2 separate regions of the Homo sapiens genome follow, and region 1 is linked to region 2. Evidence: chromatin loops called from intact Hi-C (ENCODE). Cell type or tissue: PC-3. All regions are shown on one strand. Each heading gives the region's core, and the rest is flanking DNA. Links, peaks and the distances in the headings are about the cores only. Region 1 overlaps CDH2 (cadherin 2). Region 2 has its middle 81 kb from the start of CDH2-AS1.

Region 1 (8,594 bases), core at 4,026-6,525, 160 kb before region 2:
TCACAGTCTGAGATGGAATGGGTACTTCTTTTAATTCCCAGTGGGCCATCTCAGTGTTACAGGCCTCGACCCACTGTGCTCCTACATACCCCTGTGTTTTTGTACATGTGATCCCCTTGGCCAGGCATGCCTTGCACCTTTATCTTGATCTTGGATCTTCTAGTTCTTCCGGTTCTGATTCAAGCACTGCTCATATTCTTTCCTGAAAACCCCACTCCTGGTGAAACTTTTTCATCCTTTCTCGATTCTGTCCTGACTATTTTCTTACAGACTCTCAAGGTCATTATTTTGACCACATGTAATCATTGTTTGAGTGAAATATCAAAGCGCCAACTCATAGGGAGATCTGTGCTTTGTAGATTTCTGGCTGAGCCAGCTTTTACTGTAATGAGACTTAGATTATGTATGTCAAAAGGAGACATTATACCCACTGCAATAAAATATCATTGACAAGGATTTTAGAAGTTCGTGTTTTTTGACACTTTATTTGCTATAGAAGCATTCATTTGAATTGAATAGAAGAAAACATTACTATTGCAATTGTTCACACAAAATAGTGCTAGAGGCACTACAATAAAGTAATATGAGCCAATAAAGATTAGTTTATTCTGAGCTGAGAGCCTTACTTAGGAGTTAGTGTATGCCTATGACATTGTACCTATTGACTTGTAGGCATCAACAGTTCTTTTTCTAGAAATGATTTGCATCAGAGATTGTTGGACTCAGTTTAGTTTCTTAAGTAGTACTTTTAGTTCAGTAACATGTGTATATTTTCACCTCTTCATTGCTATATGAAATACTATTTTTATATGCCGATAAACTCAGCATGAATGCCATAATTTATTAGAGAATATGGGGTAATTTTCAGTATTCTTTCTTCAGTGCCAGGTTGCTCATATACCAAGTAGATTTAGTTCATTTCATAATCCTAATATTTCTCTTTCATTCACATTGTCATTGTGAGATACAGAAATGAGACTTCATCCTGTTTTCATATGGTAATATTCCTATCTCATTTAGACTGGATGTTTTATGGAAAGAAAGAGGCATGGAAAATTAAAGATACTTTTTACTAAAACAGACCAACCATGTTTAAAAATCAGACTGTATTTCGTTTAGAGGATGAAAGCCTGACGTGAGGCCATAATTGTCATTAAGTTTATCTTCCAGTGGATAGAGAAGCTGTTCACTACCCCTTGATTAAACTAATGTGGAAATGGATTTGAAACTATAGAATTATGGGTTAGATACAGTATGAGAAATAGCTTCTTGACAGTGAAATTATTAAACACAACAATGAGTTACTAGGGAAAATTATGGAAAACCTTCCTTTTCTGAAAGTCATTTAACATAGAAAAAATGCATCTATCTCGGATGGTTTATGATAATTCTTCCTGAGGCCAGGGATAAATTACTTTGACTTTTTCAGGCCTCGTGCAGACTTGAAATTCTTTTATTTCTATTAGAATTCACAGTTTCCTTTCTGTCAAAAGTAATGTGTGTTCTCGTGCTCTCAGGATGTATGACACCTTTAAGTGATTGAACTCCTAATCATTGAAATGCTTAGTGAGATTCAGCTTTTTATTTTTGTTTAATCTTCAGGTTTTAAAAATTTAGTTTTAATTCTTCAGCTTCTCCAGACCTAAAGGTGTATTTGCCACATTACCCAGTCTTCAGCATTTGTTCCCATCTGTCCTCTTGTGACATTACTTGCTGGTAGTATTCCTGGCCTTTCCATTTCATGTCCATTTTCTGCCCTTTTTGTGCAGGACTGTCAAAGACTCACCCCTGCTCCCCCCAGGTTTGAACTCTGGCTCTGCTTAGTATGGGCTGTTTGACTTTCAGTGTATTAACCTGAAACCTCAGCTCCTGCATCCATAAATGGGGATAATAGTATTACCTACCTCATGGGACAGTTTTAAGAATTATGTAACATGACACATAAAGCATTCAGGCCAGGCACGGTGGCTCATACCTGTAATCACAGCATTTTGGGAGGTTGAGGTGGGTGGATGGCTTGAGCCCAGAAGTTCAAGACCTGCCTGGACAACATGGCGAAACCCCATCTCTACAAAAAATACAAAAATTAGCTGGCATGGTGGTGTGCACCTGTAGTCCCAGCCACTTGGGAGGCTGAGCGGGAGAATCACCTGAGCCTGGGAGGTCAAGGCTGCAGTGAGCCGTGATTGCACCACTGCACTGCAGCCTGAGTGGCAGAGTGAGACCCTCTGTATTAGTCTGTTCTCACACTGCTATAAAGAAATACCTGAGACTGGATAATTTATAAAGAAAAGAGGTTTAATTGGCTCACAGTTCCGCATGGCTGGGGAGGCCTCAGGAAGCCTACAATCATGGCAGAAGGCACCTCTTCACAGGGCGGAAGGAGAGAAATGAAGAGTGCAAGCAGGGGAAATGCCAGACGCTTATAAAACCATCAGATCTTGTGAGACTCATGCATTATCATGAGAACAGTATGGGGGAAACTGCCCCCATGATTCAGTTACCTCCACCCGGTTCCGCCCTTGACACATGGGTATTATGAGGATTACAATTCAAGGTGAGATTTGGGTGGGGACACAGAGCCAAACCATATCACCCTGTCTCAAAAAAAATGTATATATATATACACAAACACACACACATATATACATATATATACACACACACACATATATATATGTATATATGTATATATATATAAATTTAAAAGCGTTTTAAAAGGCATTCAGCACAGTGCCTAATAAATCTGAGCTATTGTTTTCCCCACTGCCATCATGAATAGCAACAGCAGCATCTCCTGGTTGAGCACTATCTATCACCTTTACTCCTCTTCATAAGATGAAAGAAATACTTCCTGTTTTCCAAACCTAATAATCTTTCTGTTTGTGCCTTCAACTCCTAGTTCCATCCTGAAGGGGTGTTCTCCTGTTTTCTGTTGTCTTCAATCTTCCTTCCTCTACAGGTTGCTTCATAATCTACAAACCTGCTGGGTCTCCACTGTGGTAGCATAGCTCTCCATGCCCTATAGGATGAAGTTAGAGCTTTTTAATAGTGCATTCCAGACCCTCTGTGACCTTGGCCCCAAAACCCTCCTTAACCTAACCCCCCAGAATTACTTGCCTTTCACATACAAATGATGCCCAACCACTCATTGAACCACACACAGTCCTTGTGCAAATAGGAAGTTTTCTATTCTTCTGTTCCCGTTTCCTCTGCCTAAATATTGTTCTCCTACATAACAGGCTAATCCTTACCCTCTGAGAGCCAGTTCTCAATCCCTTCTCTGATCACCCACAGTAGTCTCTGCATACCTCTATATAGACTGTGTTACACAGAAAGTATATCTGGATTCCCATTCTCAACATCCAGTGGGGCAGATATTCCTTGTCTCATTACCCTGAACATGAATTGTAAAGAAATGTTTAAGTTACTATACTTTACCTGAGTTCCACACCAGTCTTCTCCAAGGGGCACCCAGCACTCAAGGCAGGCAGATCAGTTGAGCCTAGGAGTTTGAGACCAGCCTGGGCCACATGGCGAAACCCTGTCTCTACTAAAAATACAAAAAATTAGCCAGGCGTGGTGGTGCATGCCTGTAATCCCAGCTATTCAGGAGGCTAAGGTAAGAGGATCACCTGTCACCTGAGTCTGGGTGGTCAAGGCTGCAGTGAGCCATAATCGTGCCACTGCAGTCCAGCCTGTGTGACAGAATGAGACCCTGTCTCAAGAACAAACAAGCAAAAAATACTTCCACTCCTTCCTTGTCCACTTGAAGTCCGGCTTTCCACCTGCTTCCCCCGCTTGACCTGTGCACATGCTGCATGTGTGCAGTACTCTTACCATCTTAGAGGGCACTCACGTAGTGGATTGGTTAACGGTACAGATTCTTGACCATACCTGAGTTCAAGTCTATTATCTGCCTCTTATGGCTGGGTGTCCATGGCAAGCTCCTTTACCTTCCTAAGCCCATTTCCTCATCTGTAAAATGGGGTTTCAAAACCCCACCTGCCTCATAGGATTATTGTGAGGACTAACTGAAATAATGCATAGTGCATAGCACTGTGCTGGGCACATAGTGCTCAAACTCAATAAAAGTTGTTTTTTGTTTTTAAATCAAGGCCCTTGGAACAGTGCCAGCATGTAATATGTATACAAAAGAAAGACCACATTTATAAGGTAGATGGTACTTTTAGTCCCATTTCACAGATGAGGGAAGTGGGGCTTAGCAGTTAAGAATTTGAACAGAGTTGGCCAGGAGTGGTGGCTCACACCTGTAATCCCAGCACTTTGGGAGGCCAAGGTGGGCGGATCACGAGGTCAGGAGATGGAGACCATCCTGGCTAACACGGTGAAACCCCATCCCTACTAAAAATACAAAAAATTAGCCAGGCGTGGTTGCGGGCGCCTGTAGTCCCAGCTACTCGGGAGGCTGAGGCAGGAGAATGGCGTGAACCCGGGAGGCAGAGCTTGCAGTGAGCCGAGATTGTGCCACTGCACTCCAGCCTGGGCGACAGAGTGAGACTCAGTCTCAAAAAAAAAAAGAATTTGAACAGAGTCACAAATCTATACTTCCCTCCTAAGTTTCGGTGACATTGTTATTCAACTCTCTGTCCCCAACCCAATTTATCTAGAGGCAAATCTGTCATCTCCTGAAACCCGTGATTTATGATGAATTTCCTATTTCACGTGACCAGGACCTTCTCCTCAGTCTCCCAAGGTCATCGTTTAATTGCCTTTCCCATGCCCTGCTGTCCCTCTACCTGCAATCTGTTTAGTCATCAAGTTCTTCTCTTTTTACTCAAAGTAATGACATTAAAAGTAATGGCAAAAACTGCAGTTACTTTTGCACCAACCTGATAGTTGGTATGCACTATTGAAGGTTCTTCATATTACTTCTTCCTACCATTTCTAGACTTGCACTCATGCATTTGGTGGCTCTATATGGTCCTGTGATCCTTTACTCTCTGCCTCCATCACTTAGTGAAAGCAAGGCTGTATCTCGTTTTGGTCACTGTTTTACCCAAGTAAATACTCCATTGCCTGGCATTTTGAAGACATTTCATTAAATGTCTGCTGTATGAATGACTGAATGTTCTCACCTCCTCATTCACTGATGTCACTCAGTGTTTCAAAATTGTGCTGCACGTGCATAAGATTTTAATTGGTAAATGCTGAGAAGCCTCTAGGACAGCAAGCGGACACAGCCTTTCACGTGCTACTTCATCAAGTAGAGACTGCCAGAATCCAAGAATTTCATCATGTTTATTTTTTACTGTCATATTTATGATAACTGATGCTAGCTTTCCATTTATGGGACTTTTACAATAAATTAAGCTTTAAAAAGGGAAATTAATGTCAATATAAATAGGAAGTGACTCATAGTATGAGGAAATGTTAGAATTGGGACTACTGTGCATGAATCACTGTGGTTTTGGGAAAAGGTGAGCTAGTTTATGCTCCCAGTATGGGTTTTAAGAAGTAAATTATAGCTATCCATGTGAATAGAAGATGGCTTTTTCTTTACCTGAGATAAGATCATGCAAAACCCAAGGTTTCTTATGCATTCACCCATCCATCCACCAAGTCAGAAGCATTTGTGGAATTCTTACTCTGAGTCAGGCACTGTGCCATATATGCCAGTGGCACAAGCATCAACAAAGCAAGGGCCCTTGGGACACGTGTGTGTGTGTCTGTGTCTCTGTATGCACACACATGCACAGTGAGGCAGATACAGACATACGACTGATAACAGCCATATAAACTATAAACAGTGATGGGGTGTGTTGTAAGGGCTCTGTCCTGAGGACACAAACAGCTCTTCCTCAAGAACTTTCAGAAGTCGTCTCCAAAGTGACTTGTAAGCTGCATGTTAGCCAGGCTTGGAATGAAGGGAATGGTATTCTAGGCAAGGGTTTCTCAGCCAGGACACTATGACATTTTTACTTGGTTATGAGGCCTGTCTTGTGCATCATAGGCTGTTTAGCAGCATCCTTGGCCTCTACCCATTAGATGTCGGTACTGAGTTTGGTTGTCACAACTAAGGAGTGCTTAGTTGTAACAACCCAAAATGTTCACTCTGTGTAACATCCACTTGTCTAGGCAGAGGAGAATGCCAAATGGAATGACACAGGATCATGACAGGGCATTTGAAGATAAATGCAAAACAGCTCCAGGTGTGGGGTAAGCGAATGGGAGGAATCACTTTTGTAAAATAGGCGAGTTTCGGAGAGGGAAGGATTGACAGCAAGCAGATGATTTTGGATTTTATTCCATATAGAGCAGGAAGGGAGGAGAAGTTTTCAAGCAGAATCCCCTTGATCAGCTGAGGTACTATGAGAGTGGGAAGTCGAACACTTAACGGAATCTAAATGTCAGTCATTCACAGCCAGATGCCCAATGACCAAATTAGGCAAGAAGCTCTAAGCAGTTCAGTTGTCTAAAACACAGGCTATCAAGCCTTCCTTACTAAATATAAGAATGTTTTAGCAATCTGGCATTTGAAAATGGAGATGACATTATTTACTATTTACCAAGTGGAATTTTTTTTTTATTTGAAGAGATATTGTACTTTGGAAATAACAAGTGTCCTTTTGTAATTTAAAATTTCCAGACTAGCTTGCAGCAATAAGAAATTTCAAGTATTAGCTACTAATTCCAATATTGCAGATCAATGGAAAATTATTGGATGTATTATGCTTACATAATTCTAAAGATTTTTGTAGACTAGACATTAGGAAATAACTATACTTTCATGTAATACCTATGTGAGTTAACTTCTTAAGAAATAAGCTTCCTTTTTTTCTCTCTTTTTGAGAATGTTCATCTGTTTCTGCAAATAGCAGCTAACAAAACTGACATTTCAAAAGTCATAAAAGTTTTTATTTTCATGGTTTTCAGCTGGGAGGCTGAACTGAATGTCCTGCGAAATTCTCTCACTAACCATGAAAGCATTAAGCTGAAGTGACACTTCTAATTGGGGAAGGAAAGCAACTGAAGAAGTATTATAGCCTATGTTAACATTTTTTTTTTTTTTTTTTTTTTGAGATGGAGTCTCATTCTGTCGCCCAGGCTGGAGCACAGTGGCACGATCTCGGCTCACTGCAACCTCCGCCTCCTGGGTTCACGTGATTTTCCTGCCTCAGCCTCCCGAGTAGCTGGGATTTCAGGCGCCCACCACCACGCCTGGCTAATTTTTTGTGTATTTTTAATAGAGACGGGGTTTCACTATGTTGGCCAGACTAGTCTTGAACTCCTGACCTCATGATCCGCCTGCCTCGACCTCCCAAAGTGCTGAGATTACAGGCGTGAGCCACCGCACCTAGCCCTTAGCCTATGTTAACATTATAGTGAGGTACTGTGGGTTAAGAAAAAATTAAATGACTCAACCAACATTATTTCTTACTGCGTGTGTGTTTTTTAATTCAAAATAGTGTAACATTTTCTCTTTTTGGAAGACAAAAAATAACTGAAATAAATAACTGCTAGAGATTGGCATTTGGGTGGACAGACAGAGACTTAGAATCTAGTGTGGGCGGTTTGGCTTTCCTTCCTACTCCTTTCTTTTCTTTGCCCCTCCCCCTGACAACTAAATCAAAAGCTACAATTTGTGTGTGTTCTATCTAAGCTCCAGAAATCCCTTAAGAATGGCCATTCATAATGTTAGCTATATTTAGAAACAGGGAAAACTGCACTTTGCAGTGACAGTTTATTTTTGTATGTAGCGGATTTTGTTGTTCAGAATGTTTTAACATTTATGAAAATGATCACTGTTTTTGATCTATCTGCAAATTTCCACAGAGATTCCAAATGATTTTAGATATTGTTTAAAGTTAGGTTTTCCTAATATAAAACTTACTCAGCAAATGCCTGACTTCTCAATCTCAGCATTTTCTCTTAGATATATTATAGCTTAATTTGGCTCTTTTAAAACAGTCAACCTGGAATTTGAAAGTAGTGGATGCCTGTCTAATAATAATCATCTACATGTAAATGTATCAATATTTATATCCATTGTAGGTCTGTGCTTAAAGCAGTGGACACAATGAGTGTTATACCCAAATCCTAATCCATTGAATATGCAGTTATCAAATATATGCCCTGTTAGAAGACTATGGAAATAAACGGAAACCCTTCAAGTTTTGACTTTGTTTAAGAATACTGTATATCTCTTCTATATGGTTTTGAATCATATGTATCAATAGAATTTAAGGGGAAATATTGCATCTACCCTGTAATAATAGAATATATGTAAGAACATATAAAAGGAAAGCTTATATACTTTGTGAATTATGTATGTGTTCTTCTCCCTGTCTTGAGATTCTTCATTGTTTTTAGTATCCTAAACTGGGTAGAAATTAACATAGAAGAAAGTAAATACGAACCAAATGACTTGAATGCTTGATCACAATCTCGTGAAGTGAAGAAAGGCAAAAGTTGGAACCAGATGGAGGTTTCAGCTTAGCTGTGAATTTCACACATCTGCAGTGCATTCCTTTCTGCCAGTAGAGGTGAATATACACAGTTAAATCTCTCTAGACAAGGACCAGACCTGTGCTTCATAAGTTAAAGGAAACTCCACTTGCGAAATTTCAAGT
Region 2 (17,736 bases), core at 8,276-10,775:
TGTGGCAGGGAGAGAATCACAATACCGAAGTCCTTTTGATGTGATTCTGGCTTTTTCCTTTACATTATCTCTTTTTATAATTAATGAAACTTTTATATGCAAACATTCTCAATTGGAGAATATAAATAACAGAGTGAATCAAGTTCATCTGCTTGGGACTATCAGACTGCGTGCTGGCTGGTGACTATTATGCCATAAGGTAAACCCTAGTCCCTGTCCCTGCAAATCATTGCAGAAAATAAACAGGTAATCCCCCTTTCACAGCCATCAGAGGCAATACGTGTATGTGTCTAAGACTGGCCATTACCAGAGCCGTTGGCCTTATATAGTACTGCAGAATTTTCTGTAACCTTTATCTACAAGTTTAAAGCTAAAAGATCATTTGATTTTAAAATTTATGAAGGGCTGAAACCCGATGAGTCATTTATGGGATTTCTTCTTATAATATTTGAAGGAATTTTCCAGTCGAAACAAATGCCAAGATGAATTTCTTGGCCTTCTGTAACACCTTTCATGTAAAGGTCTTCACATGCATGGCAGACAAGAGCGCTTTAGCTTCCTGACTGCCTCGGGACACAGGTTAAGTTCTCTCACATGTGGAAACTGTGGCTTAAGGAGATTAACATGCTGTGAATGCTGGTCCATCTTGGTTTCAAATCAGGAGAGCTCAGTGTCTTTTCCTTGGAACATAGATTTTTATTTTTACAGGGCTTTATAATTACATATTTTAGAGTGCTCAGTATAGTTTGAAGTGACTCAAATATGGAAACATTCATTACATCTTTTGGGAGATGATTTTGATCTTGTGGAGGGCTTTTTCTGTCTAACTGGTTTTTATATATTTTGACACAGTAAATCTCATTCCATCTAAAAGAGTTATTTTTCCCCTATGGGAAGGGACTTGATATTCTTTTAAGTCTCTGCTGAGTTTAATAACTTTTTGAGACATAAATGTATTCTGTTTTCTCAGTAAACACTGCAGAACACCTACTACGTGCTAATTTCTATGGTACACTGGGGTATACAGAGATCAGTAGACAGTTTTTCTGCACTGGAAAATAGGCATGACATTAAATTAGTGCATTGGTTGCAAATTAAAGTGTTTGCAGATAAGTAACTTGGGCTCAAAGTAGACTACGAAAAGACTTTTTCCAGTAGAGAGGGTCTGATACTATAAATTCCTTTATGCTTCTGCCACAGGAGAAGGGAGAGTTTATCTCATTGTTCTGGACCTTGCAAATGTAGTTTAGAGCAACGAAAATAAAATGACTCCAAGGCTGCTGGAGAATGGAGTAAAGACAAGAGCCCAAGATGCCAAACAACTTGAGTTGTCAGGAAGGCCTGTTACTGCTGGGTAAAGAAGGAAAAAACAGAAAGAAAAACCTTTGAAAGAAGAGCTAGATTAACATCTTTATGGCTCAGTCATAAACACTGACACACTGTTTGTCTAAGTCTGCGATATGTGTGTACAGCAGAGTTGGTGGAGCCAAACATTCGTTTATTCATTAAATATTTATTGTGGGCCAACTCTGTCTCATGAAGCTTATCTTTTCCTGAGAGGGTATAGGAAATAAATAATAATAAGATTAATTCAGATAGTAATCATAGATACAAAGGAAATAAAATAAACCGATGTGATAGAGATTTGAGGAGGTTTATTTTAGATAAAATAAGAGGCATCTTTAGCTGAGATCTACATAATAAGGAGCCAGGCATACAAGGTCCCAGGGAAGCAGTATTCCAGACAAAGGCAACAGTCTGTGGAAAGACTCTAAGCTGAGAGTTGACTTGATATCTTCAAGGAATAGGTAGAAGTATCACTGAAGTGGTGGGGATCAGGGTGAATGATGGGGGAAGTGATAAGAGATGGGATACCCTGATAATATACAAGCTAATAGGTTATAGTGAGGAGCTTGGATAATATTCTAAGTCTGGTGGAAAGTCATTGAAGTGTTTCAAGCAAGGGAATGACAGGGGATTTAAGTGACACGATTTGTTACAGAAAATATAATTCTGAAAGTCATATACAGAAGAACTGATTGTAAGGAGGCAAGCATAGAGGACAAGCAGAGAGACAATTAGGTGGCTGATGCAATATTTTAGGCAAGGGCTCATGGCATCTTGCATCTATGTTGTAGCAGTGGTGATGGACAGAAGTGGGCATATTTGGGTAGTGCCACTGATAGCTTGCTTATATCATATGCTGTGGTCTGAATGTGACCCCCAAGTTTGTGTGTTGAAAAGTTAATACCCAATGTAACAGTGTTGAGGCGGGGACCTTTTGGGAAGTGTTTAGGTCATGAGGGCTCTGCCCTCATGAATGAATTAATGCCACTTTGAAAAGGGCCTATAGGAGTGAGTTTGCTCTCTCTTGCCTTTCCTCCTTCCACTATGAGAGAACACAATAGGAAAGATCAGAGCAGATAGTGGGATCTTGATTTTGGACTTCCCAACCTCCAGAACTGTGAGAATAAATTCCTCTTCTTTATAAATTGCCCAGTCTGCCGTATTATAGCAGCAGAAATGAACTAAGACACTGTTTCTTTGTTTATGTTAGAAAAGGGTACAACTTACTCAAGTAAAAATACATTTTGGCTACTATTCTACAAAAAGAACCACTTTTTGGACTTCCTTGGATCCAAGTTAACTTTTTAATAGTCCAGATGGTCATCAGCCCTGGCTGCAACACAATCAAACCCACTCACTCACTACATGGCACCAGAGATGTTTACCCTAAATGTACCCTAGACCCTCAGTGAGGCAATCATGCTAGACTTAGAGTTGTATGGGTTAGGGGGTGTGTGGGAATCAAACTTCCCAAAATTCTGTTGGGATTGGGCATACCTGCTTGTACACATGTGTTTCAGCGAATTAATGTGTGTGTTCTCTTTTATGTGTGTGTACATGACGCTGTGTACCAATGTGAGATTATGGAGGAAGAAGCTTTGCTTTGCTGCTGTGTGATGTGGCCAGCAGACCACAAAGAAGTATGTACTTCCTCAGAAGCATGAGCTTATTCAGAGAAGGAATGGCTGCTCTAAGGAAATACTTATTGGGCTGAAATCTGAAGAATAAATAGGGTTTAGGTACATGTAAAGGGTTCAAATGTGGCCCCCAAGAAGATAAGTCTAAGTTCTAACTTTATGCAGGAAGAGTCTTTACAGATATACTTAAGTTAGGGATTTTGTGGAGATCACTCTAGATTAACAGGGTGAGCCTTTAGTCCAATGAGAATTGACCTTATAAGAATAGAAAATGTTGGCTGGGCATGGTGGCTCACGCCTGTAATCCCAGCACTTTGGGAGGCCGAGGTGGGTGGATCACGAGGTCAGGAGATCGAGACCATCCTGGCTAACATGGTGAAACCCTGTCTATACTAAAAATACAAAAAATTAGCCAGGTGTGGGGGCAGGCGCCTGTAGTCCCAGCTACTGGGGAGGCTGAGGCAGGAGAAAGGCATGAACCTGGGAGGCGGAGCTTGTAGTAAGCCGAGATTGTGCCACTGCACTCCAGCCTGGGCAACAGAGCAAGACTCCGTCTCAAAAAAAAAAAAAAAAAAAAAGAATAGGAAATGTCACAGAAAAGATGAACACAGGCACAAGAGGAGAGGAGCCATGTAGAGATGAATGCAGAGATGAGTTATGCAGCTACAAGTCAAGAAATGCCAAGCGGCCATCAGGAGCTGGAGGAGGCAAAGGACAGATTCTCCCCTGGAGCCATCAGAGAGGGCATGGCCCTGCAATCACCCTGAGTTCAGATTTCTGACCTCCAGAACCTGAGATTAAAAGTTTCTTTTATGAAACCACCATGTTTCTTGCAATTTGTTATGGTATCCCTAGGAAACTAATGGAGTGGGTGAGGGGGTTTGGGGAGATGATAAGTGATTTCTAGGCAGAGAGGGGAGAATATAAACATAGTTTCTATGGTGGGATTGAGCTTGCTGTTGTTAGAAACAGAAAGGTGTCTGCTGGAACAGGTGAAGATGAAACCATAGCGATCGACAGGAGTGGAGAACTCTTGCCCCTGAAAGTCTTGGTAAGGACTGTGGTCTTTAATCCAGGAACACCAGGTACCATTGAAGTATTTTAAATGGGGAATGGAAAAATTCTATTTGCCTTTTAGCACAGCGCTTTGCCTCTATTAGAGAGAATGAATTGGAGCTAGACAAGAATGGCTACAATAAGACTGGTTGAAAGGCTATTGACTGCTGTAGTCCAAAGTGGCATCAAAGGTAGAAATACTGGACAGATCCAAGAGATATTTGGAAGAAAAATCTATAGGGCTTGGCTACAGTAAGGATATGGAGGGTAAAGGTGATGGGATCAAAGGATCAAAAATGTTGTTTTGGTGGATGCTGGGAGTTGCTGTGACAGTTAAACCCCAAGACTTCTTGAAGAAGGTGGAGAGTTCAAATAAACATTTGTGGGTTGTGGTTTTTAAGATATCCAAGCAGGGACAAGAGGCAGGCTGTTGAATATGTGCAACTGGAGATCAGAGGAGAGATCTGACGTCTAGGCATAATTTATATATAAGTGGTCACAGAAGCCCATGTGGATGATATTACTCAGAAAATAATTTTAAAAAGAGGAAAGACCTATGACAAAGTTTTGAAGAATTGCAATATTTAATGGCTGGGTGAAGAAAGAATCTCCAGAGAGGCATGAGAAAACTAGAGTGTGGATCAAGGAAACTTAGAGAATAGAGAGTTCCAGGAAAAGGGGAATGTTCAAAATAGTGGAAATACTGAGAAGTCAGGTGAGATGAAAATAGGAAGTGAGCTCTTAATAACATCTCCACGTCTCTGGCAGCCCTAGTGAGAGGTGTTTGAGTAGAGTCATGGAGAGTGAGAGGAGATAGGATGCATCAGGACCTGTCTACATCTGTGGTTGTTAAGAGGGTTGATAGATTTTAGTTTAAAGAGTTTATTAGTCATAACATAAAGCCAATGAATGGTAACTTTAAGGAAATGATGTGAGTGATAAGAGAGATTTCAAGGCCCCTCAGAAACCCCCCCACTTTTCTTACTGTCACGCCCCCTGAACATAAAACAACAAGCTTTTCATCATTACAGTGACTAATACCAAAACTATGCTTGCAAGGATGCCATTCTTCATATTCACATTGGGAATCAATTGCCCAGAGGAGGGATAACCTCAATTACATTGTTAGATTCATTTCTGCTTTTAAATTTCCTGATTCCATGATTGAAGCATTGGTTAAGAAAATGTCTGAGAATGGATTTATTAGCAGGGATTAGAAGAGAAGAAAAAAAAAAGTGATGAGTCCCTTGAGCAGGAAGCAAAGACACTGAGAGCAGAAAGCTGTACAAAATGGGATTCTGTGGTTATCTCTGGATCCACCTGCCATGGGACCTATTCAAGTGAGGACACCTCGAATATTAGCATCTTAGAGTGTGGAGGCTCTGGATATGCCACTAGATTGGACTGTGCCAGGAAGGGGAGGGGCACTCACTTCATGCTGGAGATTGTATATATATGTATATATGTAGTATCATTAAATTCTCACCATGGTTTTAGGATACCAATATTAATACTCTCATTTTACAGAAGAGTAAATTGGGAGTTTTTAAAAATCACAGTGTCCACTCATTGTGAGTCTTGGCACTGCATTTCTTAAATTCCAGATTGTTACTCCCACAGTTTAGTTAGACCTACTGATGAAAACTTGCTAGAATTACTTTTCTTTGGGCACAATATGTACTCAGTTCTTCTAAGACAGGGAGAACAAAGTAGAAGTTTCCAGATTTGTCCAGGAGGGTCAATTAGGAACAGATTCCTATCACCCCCGGCAGAAGGGTCAGCAAATCCCAGAGTAGCTTGCGTGCTGAGCCAATTTCTTTCCATGAACCAGAAATAAAGAGTGGAATTGAATTTTGGGGGTTGTGTGGGTCTCCCACGGTTCTGCACCCCACCCTTCCATCCCTGGTTCATGTTTTATAGTGCAATTTCTGGCAAAATTGCCAGTGGCAGAAAAGTCCTAGTGGGAACCAGAGTTAAACAGTCCATGCCATAGTTCTTGGACTTTCAAAGTTCTACCTCCAAATGAATGGATGCCATTGTTCCCTTTTCTTGAGGAAGGGGAGAATCAGCTGCTTTTTTCCATGATCTTCCTGCCATTCTTGAGAGTTTTTGTTGTTGTTATTCCCATCTTGCTTGCATTTGGGCATGTGGATATAATATGGCTTTGTCAACAAAACATTTAGACAGAGAGTGGAGGCTGCTGAGTTTCTTTCTTGGCTCCTTCCCTGACATTGAAATAAGAGGATAGGAGATAATTTCTCTCACTTTTACTAATTAGAATATCAAGGTAAGGAGAGATTTAGAGATGGAATCAGATTGACAAAATTGTCTGTGACTTGCTCAGGGACTCAGTGAGATCATTTCCCCTTTTGGGGTCTCAATTTTTTTTTTGGATGCTGATTTTTTAAAAAAATGTAAGCACCTTTATTGCAGAGGTAAGATGGAAAATAAGTGTGAGCAATGGTGATGGGAATGCTAATTAATGTTACCATTAATGTTTTACTATTAAGCCAGTCTTCTTTTATGACTTGTCTTTAAAATAGATAAAAACTTCAGCTTCTAATAAAATGATACACTTTTGGAGGCGGTTTTGGGTGGGCATCTCAGCTCTGTATTTTTCACCCTTTCTCATTGGGTGGGATGAACTTTTCTGAGCATCTTCCTTTACCGGGCAATAATAGGAGTTACCCCCACAGGTTTATTGTGAAGGTGTTAAAAAAAACAGGTGCATTCCAACAATAACCATATATACTAGGGATCTGAATGTGATTATATAACTTCGTACACTACATCTGGATCCCTTAAATCTAACAAAGAATCTCTTTACATATTTTGCATCTTATGAAGCCTTCTGATTCTACCAGGTTTTTATACTGCTTTAGAAAAGGTTTCGGAGCTGAGACACAGGTTGTTAATCCAAGCATACCTTGGAGAGATTGTGGGTTCAGATCCAGATCACCATAATAAAGCTTATATGACAACAAAGCAAATCACACAAATCTTTTGGTTTCCCAGTGCATATAAAAGTTATGTTTACACTATATTGTAGTATATTAAATGTGTAATAACATTAGGTGTAAAAAATGTATGTACCTTAACGTAAAAATGCTTTATTGCTAAAAATTGCTAATGATCATCTGAACCTTCATAGAGTCATAATTGTTTTGCTGGTGGAGGGTCTTGCCTCAATATTGATGGCTGCTACTGATCTGGATGGTGGTTGATGAAAGTTAGGGTGACTGTGGCAATTTCTTAAAACAAGACAACAGTGAATTTTGACACATCAATTGACTCTTCCTGTCATAAAAGATTTTTCTGTAGCATGCGATGCTGTTTAATAGCATTTTACCCACAGTAGAACTTCTTTCAAAAGTGCAGTCAATCCTTTCAAACCCTGTTGCTGCTTTATTAACTAAGTATGTGGAATATTCTAAATACTTTGATGTCATTACTACAATGTTCATAGCATCTTCAAAAGGAGTAGATTCGATCCCAAGAAACCAATTTTCTCATCCATAAAAAGCAACTCCTCGTATGTTGAAGTTTTATTATGAGATTGCAGCAAGCCAGTCACATCTTCGGGCACCACTTATAATTCTAGTTCTCTTGTTCTTTCCACCACATCTACAGTTCCTTCCTCCACTGAGGTCTTGAGCCCCTCAAAGTCATCCATGGGGATTGAAGTCAACTTTTGCCAAACTACTATTAATGTTGATATTTTGACCTCCTTCCATGAATCATGAATGTTTTTAATGGCATCTAGAATGGCAAAGTCTTTCTAGAAGATTTTCAATTTATGCAGCCCACATCCATCAGAGGAATCAAGAACTATGGCAGCTATAACTTTACAAAATAAATTTCTTTTCTTTTTTTTGTGTGTGTGAGATAAGGTCTTGATCTGTTGCCCAGTCTGAAGTGCAATGTCAAGATCATGGCTCACTGCAGCATCCAAATCCCGGGCTCAGGCAATCCTCCCACTTCAGCTTCCTGGGTAGCTGAGACTACAGGTGCACACTACCATGCCCAACTAATTTTATATATATATACATATTTTTGTAGAGATGGGGTTTCACCATTTTGCCCAGGCTAGTCTTGAACTCCTGGGCTCAAGCAATCCATCAACCTCAGCCTCCCAAAGTACTAGAATTACAGGCATAAGCCATCGCACCTGGCCTTACATTTCTTAAATAATAATATTTAAAAGTCAAAATTACTCCTTAGGGATTCATGGGCTTCAGAATGGATGTGTCAGCAGGCACGGAAACAACATCAATCTCCTTGTGCAGCTCTATCAGAGATCTGGGATAACCAGGTACATTGTCAATGACCAGTAATATTTTGAAAGAATTTTTTTTCTCAGCAGTAGGTCTCAGCAGTGGGTTTAACACATTCAGTAAACCATGCTGTAAATAGATATGCTGTAAACAGGCTTTATGGTTCCATTTCTAAAGTGTAGGCAGACAGATTTAGTATAATTCTTAAGCACTCTAGGTTTTTGGAATGGTAAATAAGCATTGACTTCAACTAAGTCACCAGCTCTATTAGCCACTAACAAGAGAGCAGCCTGTCCTTTGAAGCTTTCAAGCCAGGAATTGACTTGTCTTCTACAGCTATGAAAGTCCTAGATGGCACGTTCTTCTTGGACAAGGCTGTTTTGTCTCTATTGAAAATCTGTTGTTTAGTATAGCCACGTTCATCAATTATCCTAGCTAGATCTTCTTGGATAACTTACTGCAACTTCTACCTCAACACTTGCTGTTTCACATTGAACTTTTGCTATGAAGAAGCTTCTTTCCTTAAACCTCAGGAACCAACTTCTGCTAGCTTCACACTTTTCCTCTGCAGCTTCCTTACCCCTGTCAGCCTTTATAGAATTGAAGATAATTAGGGCCTTACTCTGGATTAGGCTTTGACTTAAGGGAATGTTGAGGCTGGTTTGATCTTCTATCCAGACCACACAAACTTTCTCCATATTAGCAACAAGCTGTTTTGCTTTCATATAATCATGTATTCATTAGGGTAGCACTTTTACTTCCCTTCAAAAATTTTTTCTTTGCATTCACAACTTGCCTTTCTCTTTGTCACAAGAAGCCTAGCTTTCAGTCTGTCTTGGCTTCCAACATGCCTTCCTCACTAAACATAATCATTTCTAGTTTTCAATTTTTAATTTAAAGTGAGAGATGTATGACTTTACCTATCACTTGAACACTTACAGGCCATTGTAGGGTTATTACCTGGCCTAATTTCAATATTGTTGTGTCTCAGCAAACATCATGGCCCAAAGAGAGGGAGAGAGATGGGAGATTAGCTGGTGGTAGAATTGTCAGAATATACACAACCATTATCCATTAAGTTTGCCATCTTACGTGGGCGCAGTTCATGATATCCCAAAACAATTACAAGAGTAGCATCAAAGATCACTGATTTGTAGATCACCATAACAGATATAATAAATAATGGCAAAGCCACAGAAACATGAAGCAAGTACTTGCTATTGGGAAAATGCTTTGATAGACATGCTCAATGCAGTGTTGCTACAAACGCCAATTTCTAAAAAATACATCTGTGGGGCACAATAAAGTGAAGCACAATAAAATGGTATGCATGGTATGCATGTATATCCTCAGGAGCTAGCAGTAGCCCTTATTTCTCCTATTTATAGGCCTATGTGACTCAAAAAGCAAACGGGCAGCTGCATGCAGGATGTCTTAGTCACTCAGGCTGCTGTAACAAGGTGCTACAGACTGGGTGTCTTATCAAAACAAACAGAAATGTATTTCTCACAGTTCTGAAGGCTGGAAGCCTGAGATCAAGGTGCTAGCATGGTGGAGTTCTGGTGAGGGCTCTCTTTTGAGATTCAGACTCCTGATCTGTGTTGCATCCTGTTATGGTGGAAAGAGAGAGAAAGTGAGCTCTCTCTGTAAGACCACTGATATCATTCATGAGGGCCTCAAACTCATGACCTAATTAGCTCCAAAGGCCTCACCTCCAAATACCATCACTATATGGATTGGATTTCAACATATGAATTTTGGGAGGGACACAAACATTCAGTCTGTAACACAGGGCTGTTTCCTTGTATATGAAGCCAAAGGGGAAAGTCTTTCCATCTACAAGGTCATTTGAAAAGCATCCAGTGTGTGTTAGAGAGTTGGGCACACAATTACTATTTAACATCTTGCCTTGGCCATGGAATGAATTTGTCTTGCTCAGATAGTGAACCAAGATCTCTCTACCTTTTCAAGGACATGCTGTGACCAACAGAGTGATACTGCCCAGATAGGAATGATGCTTAACTATCATTTGCTGCTTTGAACAGTCCTGAAAAAACAGCAATGCTTGCACCATTCATATGTAGTTGCTGGCTTTTCACACCACTACCTTCCTGAGGGTGATTAGTTTTTCTTCTGCTCTAACCTTTGGAACTCCTTAATCAGCTTATTCCTAGGCTTGAGGCCATTAGCACTGATCTGAAACTAGAGGTCTCCAAGCATCTCAGTGGTAGATGCACAGCACATTGGTACAAACCATCAACCAGGCAGCTAGTCTCAGGCTTTCTAAACTTTGTGATTCAGCCAGGTGGTGAGATGAGGCATTACCAAAATTATTTTTCTTAGTCACACTTATCAGTCACACTGGTTGGTTGGGGGCCAACCAACAGGCAAGCCAACTACCTTTTCCAATTTGTACTTAATTACATCATCATATAGGCAAAGTAATGGGCTCTGGTTTCTGGCCCTCCTCTAAATTCAAACAAAATCACATAAGCATTAAGAGAATCATATCACCTTGGCTCACTCTGGCCTCTAAGCATGAATACAGAATGAGGGAAACCACCAGATGTTAAGCTGATCATATCTGCTGAAAAAGACACATCCAAGTGTTGTGTGCCAAGGGGTTTAGGGACCCTGCAGTCATATCAGTTTGGCTATAATCTCACTGGATCTTATAAAGAAAAAGAGTGCAGATCAAGCCAGCACCTGGATGGCAGATGCCGAATCTCCTGGAGAGATGCAGTAAGTGATGCATGGAACCCAAGTAACACTTCCCCCTTTGTGCCTATAATAAATCAGTACCTAGTAGGAGACAAGAGATTGCCTTTTAGTGGGCCCTGTCTCTTTACCTGAGCTTTTTTCTAGATGGCCCATAAAAATAACTTCTGCCTTTACCCATACTTTGAGATGAATTGGTTATTTCTCCCCCAAATAAAATTAACCTTTTTTTTCATCATTTATCAGTGAAAAAAATTACTTGATTAAATTCTTTACTTGGTCATGGCTACAAAGATGTGTCATGACTTTTTGTTTATTTCTCCAAAGAGATAGTAGAGCTTGAAGATGAATAAATGAATTCCCCCTAACATAGGTAATAAAATGCCTTTGATCATTGGATATAAAAATAGCTATAAAAATGCAAGTGTTTCTCTAATGGTCCATCTTGCTTTTTTATGAGTCTCTCTACTGCCATTGCATAGGTAGATTTCATGTTGGGCTATGCAAATCTCCATTCGCCTGCCTCTTCTGTTCATAAATGTATTACCCCAGTCATGTTTGAATTAGGAAAGCTTCTAGTGCTTCAATATTTATTTACTTTTCATCGTAAAAATAGTTAACCATAACCACCTATACCTTTATGTGTGATGCTCTATTACTTGAACAGGGTTTCAGCTTATCACTGCATATTTAATGTCATGTCTTCTTAGCTATGTCTCATATAACCAGCTTCTAATTTCAGCCTCTGCCTAGTTAAAACACTTTGTCAAACTTCCCTATCACATTTTTTTTCTCACACACATCATTTCATCCTCACTCCTGAAAAATCTGTTAGTGGCAATTCCAATATTGGCAATGTAAGAGTGAAAAAAAAACTTTAAAAAGGGAAAACTGAATTTAAATTTCATCATTGCAAAAATGAAACATTAATTGAACCCCCGTAAAGAAAGGGCACATTATATCTCAGACATATGTGGCTGGTGACCAAAGAATTACTACACAAAGGTTAAATAATGTATCATTCACTAAAATAAAAGGAATCATTTACATATTTATTTAAATAGATACTCCTCCAATACTTTTAAGCCTAGTTTATGTATTATTAATTAATCAAGAGAAAAATTCTGGCACAACGTAAAATGTGAAAAACTACTGTCAATTGAGGTTTAATAAAAATGAGTACATAATACTTAAAATGACAATGTTATTCACTTGAAATATATAATTTGATTTTTAAGTAACATTTTTGGGAACATAGTTACTACATAAGGCACTGTGTGTGATTGGGAAGTTAAATAGCTTTAGACAATGTAGAATATGAAAATAACATATTTCTACAGGAAGGACATCAGGAGTCTTGGAGGTGGTATTTCAATCTAGATTTATTAAGTACATCTCTTGGAAGATAAAATGAATTCTGGGCTGGAAATACTTGAGGGAGAAAAATAATAGATCTGTTTATAGAGTGAAGAGCTTGAATACTTCTAGCAGAGCTTGAGAAAGTAAGGGCTGAATATATATTTTTTGTTGAATGAATGAATGAAATCTCCCCAAAGATACTAAAATGATAATGATGTTTGTTTAACTTTGAGATGTTACTAGACAATATTTACGGAACACCTATAGTTTGCTTGGCACTGTACTGAGACCAATGAATACTAACCAAGTGAACAAGACAAACTTGAACCTCCAAGGAGCTGATGGTCTAGTCAGGAAGACATGCATAAAAAGATGTCATCATTAATGTGCTGATGGCTTCACACACTCAGCGTATGCAGAAGAGCTAGCCAAGTGAGATGTCAAAGTGGTCTCTCTGAGAATATCTCCTTTGAGTTGAGACCTGAATGATAAGAAGGTGAGGAAGATAAATCTGGGGGCTCAGTAAACCTCACATATGAAGTCACAAAGACAAGAGAGATGATGGCCTGTCAGAGGAGTTGGAAGATGTCTAAAAGCTGAGACTAAAAAGCAAAAAAGGAAATTGGGGAGAGGGGAGCTGAAGTGTAGACAAGGGCCAGGTGGTAGAAAAAATGAATACAGTTGAATTCAATACCAAAATGAATACAGTGCAGCTATTTTCCTAATTCATTCTGAAATGATTTCCACATTCTTGAAATTTACCAAAAGGAAAGTACTTACAGCAATATGTTTATGCAAATATTATTATTTGTGTCCAATTAATGACTGTGTTTTGATATTTTAATCTAATATTTTGGGAGCCATTGCTATGGGGTATATTTGCTCATTGATTTGTTGATTCACTTACCTATTATTACACACGTGCCAGATACAAAGATACACAAGGCACTCCCTGCCTTCAAGCAGGTGATGTAGTATTCAGGGAGTAGGAGATAGGGGATGGACTATCAACCTGTTAGACTTAAGAGGTGGGATGTTGAGAGAGGAACATAAGGGATTAGATCACTGATATCATCAAAACTTCCCACGGCAAATACAAACAAAATTGAAGATCCTTGCCCTGACCCTCTCTCACCAGCAGGAAGCTTCTGTTTTAACAAGTGTTTACTTTGGGAGCATCTCCTAGTTCTTTTGGGGAGTTAGAGGTTGTGAGAATGGAGAAGCGGCCCATGAAAGCAACTCCCTATCAATGAGTCACTTTACACAACTTGAGGAGCATCATTTATACTACATTCTACGTCAATGGGATTATGGTCCTCAGGTACTACTCTCAGAGAATGTGGGAGAAGTCCCTGAATTTGCAAACTAACCCACATTCCCCTCTTTCTTTAAGGACATTCTTCAATAGTTAGTCATTAGCTGTCATAACTGAGCCAAGTTAAATGGTAAAGATGTATATTTATAGGGTCCAAAATTATCAACTAGGGAGAATATTCTGGGATTCCTGTTTAGTGTTGTGAGTTTGGTCTCTTCCAACTCAAAGTTGGTCATTTTGAGGAAACAGAGCTCTTTTGTGTAGTTGGAGACACATACAAACATATACACACACACGTCCCCCTTGTATTTTCTTTTCTCACATGGAGCCTTGCCTATCTAACTCCACAGAATAACATGCTCTCCTGGTTAATTGAGACTTTCTTTAGTTGGTCCACTTTTCACTCCCTTGACATACAAAGCCTTCTTCCCACAGATTGCTATTTTCCCAGTCTTTCTTTCACAGATAATATTTACCACCACATTTTTAAACCATAAATTACATATAATGTTAATAAATGGCCCCTGTTTATAGCCAAAGAAGTAAACTATTCAATGGAAAGAAGAACATTTATAATATTTCTTGAGATTTTTCAGATTGTGTGTATGTTTTCTGAAAACATATCCCCCAGTCTTGGCAATATAGTGAGAATCCATCACTACAAAAATTAAAATAATTAGCCATGTGTTGGTGTCTGTCTATTGTCCCAGCTACTTTGGGAGGTGGGAAGATTGCTTGAGTGCAGGAGTTTAAGGCTACAGTGAGCTATGGTTAAGCCACTGCACTCCAGCATGGGGTGACAGAGTGAGACCACGTCTCAAAAAACAACAAAAAAAAATCCATATAACCAGGGAATGTTGGAAGTAAGTTTAGACCTCTGAGAAAGACACACGGGAGTGAGTTGCTTGAGTGGATAGTGGTCAGTGGCACTATTGGAACAGTCCAGGTGGGAAGCACTGGAAACTGGAATCAAGGCAAAGGCAGTGGGAAAGGAGAAAGGATATAAAATAGAAAGATATATTGCACAGAATAAAATGGAAAATAACCAGCAGCTACAGAGAGGATCAAGATGTGTTGAACCCAGGCGAAAGGAAAGATGAAGTGACATTATCATAAACAAGGTAGGAAGAAAGACGAATTTAAGGACAGGATAGAGGATGGCAAGTTTAGATTCTCTAGATGAACTTTGAGGTTCTCATAGGAAATCATGCTTTGAGGGCTGAGCAGAGGCTGAAGCCCACCTAAGCTATTTTCTTCCCTTTCTTCTCTCTTTTCCTTTCACACCTCCCTCCTTGACAATAGTCCTTTCTGGAGAGCCCTCAAAAAGGGGGAGAGGCCTGACTGCTCTGGCTCATATTCCAGTTTGAGCTCAAACCCAAGTGCATACCTGGGCATCATTCATAACGAACCCAGCTACCCATATGCATGCCTGGGGGTCATTCACAACACACTCAGCTACTCATGTGGATGCCTGGGGGTTGTTTACAACAGATGCTACAGTTTAGTTTTGCCTGTTGGTCTGGAAGACAAATATTTGGGACTGGAGCTCAAGAGAGAAGTCAGGTCTCTAGATAGCTACTTGGATGCTCTCTGCTTAGAGATGATAATTGAAAGAGTGAGAGTAAATACATTTTTCTAGAAGACAGAGGGTGGAGAAGAGGGCTAAATAGAAAATTCCATGACACCTATGGTTAGGGCCTAGAGGCAGGAAGATAGACCAGAGATAAAGTCACAGAAGAAGCGATTCTAGAGAAGAAAACAAACAAACAAACAAAAACAACAACCACCCTGAAAATGAGCAGTGCAAGGAAGGAGTGATTTAGGGAAATAGGTGCTGATCAACGGTGTGAGGCTATGGAAAAGAAACACAATTGAGAAGGTGGGTGGATTTGGTAGCTAGAGAATGACTGATGTCTATTGCAAGTGGGGTTTCAGCAGTGGTTGAATGTAGATTACACAAAATAAAGCGGGGGTAGGTGGTGAGGTATCGAAGGCTGAACGAAGAAGAATTAGAGGCAGAAATGATGGCTTGGGGGGATTAATAATACATGTATGCAAAGTCTTAAGTGCTTATATACTTTACAGAATGCTTTCTGGCTAAGTGGAAACATCCAACAGAAAGGAAAAATTTGAATCCATAGAGTAGAGGAGAAATTGTTGTGAGATACCTGTTTGTGTTTGCGTATATTTATTCTCCAATAAGCCACACAATGTTTTTGAGCAAGCTACACAAAAGTGGCTCTCCCCTGGATGGATGGAGATCCTCAATAGAGTGAATGAATGGCTTGGTGAACAGAAAAATGGGTGCTTCCTTCAGCTCCCACATGCAACTTGGAATCTATACCATGATACATGACAAAACTGTACAAATACGACCTACTGTATTCACACTTAGAAAAAAACTATCCATGTACATTTAACTTGGTTTCTTCTTTATGCTCAGTGACATTCATTACTTTCCCCAGGACACATGCTTGTTCTTATTTATAACCAGAAAATCAGTTAGTCAATGTCCAATGTTGAGCTCTTTTCAAATACTCCCTCCCCAGGGTCCACAGAAGCATCCGTGTAGAAAAGTCCCCAGCTGAAGTGTGTGGTGGCCAATAATCACATTATTAAGGACACTTTTTCTTTGTAGATGTTCCCAATCAGCTCTAATTCTGCCACTGCTCACCAGGCCACAGGGACAATTTTGTGGTGTTATGTTTTGAAAGCAACATTTTTTTTATTTGAGTAGGTAGCTTATAATTAGAAACACACAGTTTAATCACAGTATGCTAGAAACAAAAATAATTGACTTTTTTTATTTCCCACTTGGCAATAAAAGAAAAAAATTAAGAATAAAGATAGTTATGGGTATTATTTAATTTTCTTGGGAGGACACAAGCCATCAAATGCTGAAAATTTTTTTTTTAACATTTGTGCTTTCTTACTTTGTGTGAAAATGTTGCATGTATATTTTTGGTAATTTCTTCAGGGATTTTAAAGAAGACATTTTCTATTTTAATATATCTCAGTGACAGTGATTTGGTTAAGAATCCACTGGGGAATTTAGCAAAGACTCTGTCAATGAACAAAGAAGGCAGGAATGAGCTCTAGAGCTCTTCAGCTCTAGATAAGCCACTCTCCCAGTCCCTTTGTCTCTTTGTCACCTTCGCAAGAAGGGGCTCCAAAACCGTGAGCTACCCTGCTTGGATTAATACTTCCCCTTCACAGAGATGCACAGCTTTACACTAGTGTTGGCCTTGAGACTGTAATTAACTCATTATGTCTCATATCCCTGTTCATATCAGTTACCACAAGAAGCTGAGAACACCAAGTCAGCCCTCATTCCCCTAATTCTAATCCTCTTTGCTCCAACCCCCGCAGGACCTATCCCCTTCACCATAAAGTAATATATTATGCATTTTACTTATTGGTTTGTCTTTTTCTCCAATTAGAGTGTAAACTAGTTTTGTCTGTTTTGCTCATTTCCATATCCCAAAGCCTGGGACAATGACAGGCACGTGGTGATTATTATTATGGGGGCATGTGGCACTCCATAATTATTTGTTGAGTAAATGAAAAGAAAAAGAAAAAGAGCACTTGAACTTGACAGTAGCTTAGATGTGGTCTATGAGAGACCACAGAGATGCAGCATGAACTCTAGGGTTGTGAGCTTGAGATGTTTTTAGGGTCATATGCAGTGGTCAGTAAGAGGAGAGCAGCAGTACAAAATAATGGGCATAAAGAGTAGGAGTTATTTTACTGCAAAAATTAATTTTATATCATGAATGGCCATCTTGTTAGTGAGAGATTTGCTGTAGAAAAACTATTGCTTAAAAAAAAACCACCAATAAAATCTTCAAAACTCTTGAATTGCAGCTGCTATATGTGTAGGTCTTTCCACCATGGAAGAATTTCTCGGTGCTGCATGAGGTCAACATTTGCCTTCACAGAATCTAAAGTAGCATGAAAGAAATGCAAAACTAATACAAGCTCCCAGCATATAGTTGGTGCTCAATAGATCCTTGTGGGGTAAGTGACGCCT

Evidence for each region. Hi-C counts contacts between places; a loop is a spot of excess contacts. Peaks named below come from ENCODE experiments on the same cell type or tissue, not always from the same donor. Only the 100,000 strongest peaks of a DNase experiment are listed, where the experiment ranks them.
Region 1: it touches region 2 in a loop (2.7-fold over the local background); 2 of 110 quality-filtered maps call a loop at or near these places.

Annotation. Positions count from the first base shown.
Region 1 is chr18:27,993,761-28,002,354 of GRCh38, reverse strand. All of the region lies in intron 7 of CDH2 (cadherin 2), which reads left to right. Among named protein-coding and RNA genes, the nearest start is that of CDH2-AS1, 76 kb to the right of the region's middle. In PC-3, for the core only: no CTCF peak of the experiment used is centred there; a DNase peak (open chromatin) is centred at 5,414.
Region 2 is chr18:27,831,330-27,849,065 of GRCh38, reverse strand. No RefSeq gene overlaps it. Among named protein-coding and RNA genes, the nearest start is that of CDH2-AS1, 81 kb to the left of the region's middle. In PC-3, for the core only: no CTCF peak of the experiment used is centred there; DNase peaks (open chromatin) are centred at 9,715 and 10,635; H3K27ac peaks cover 1,648 bases.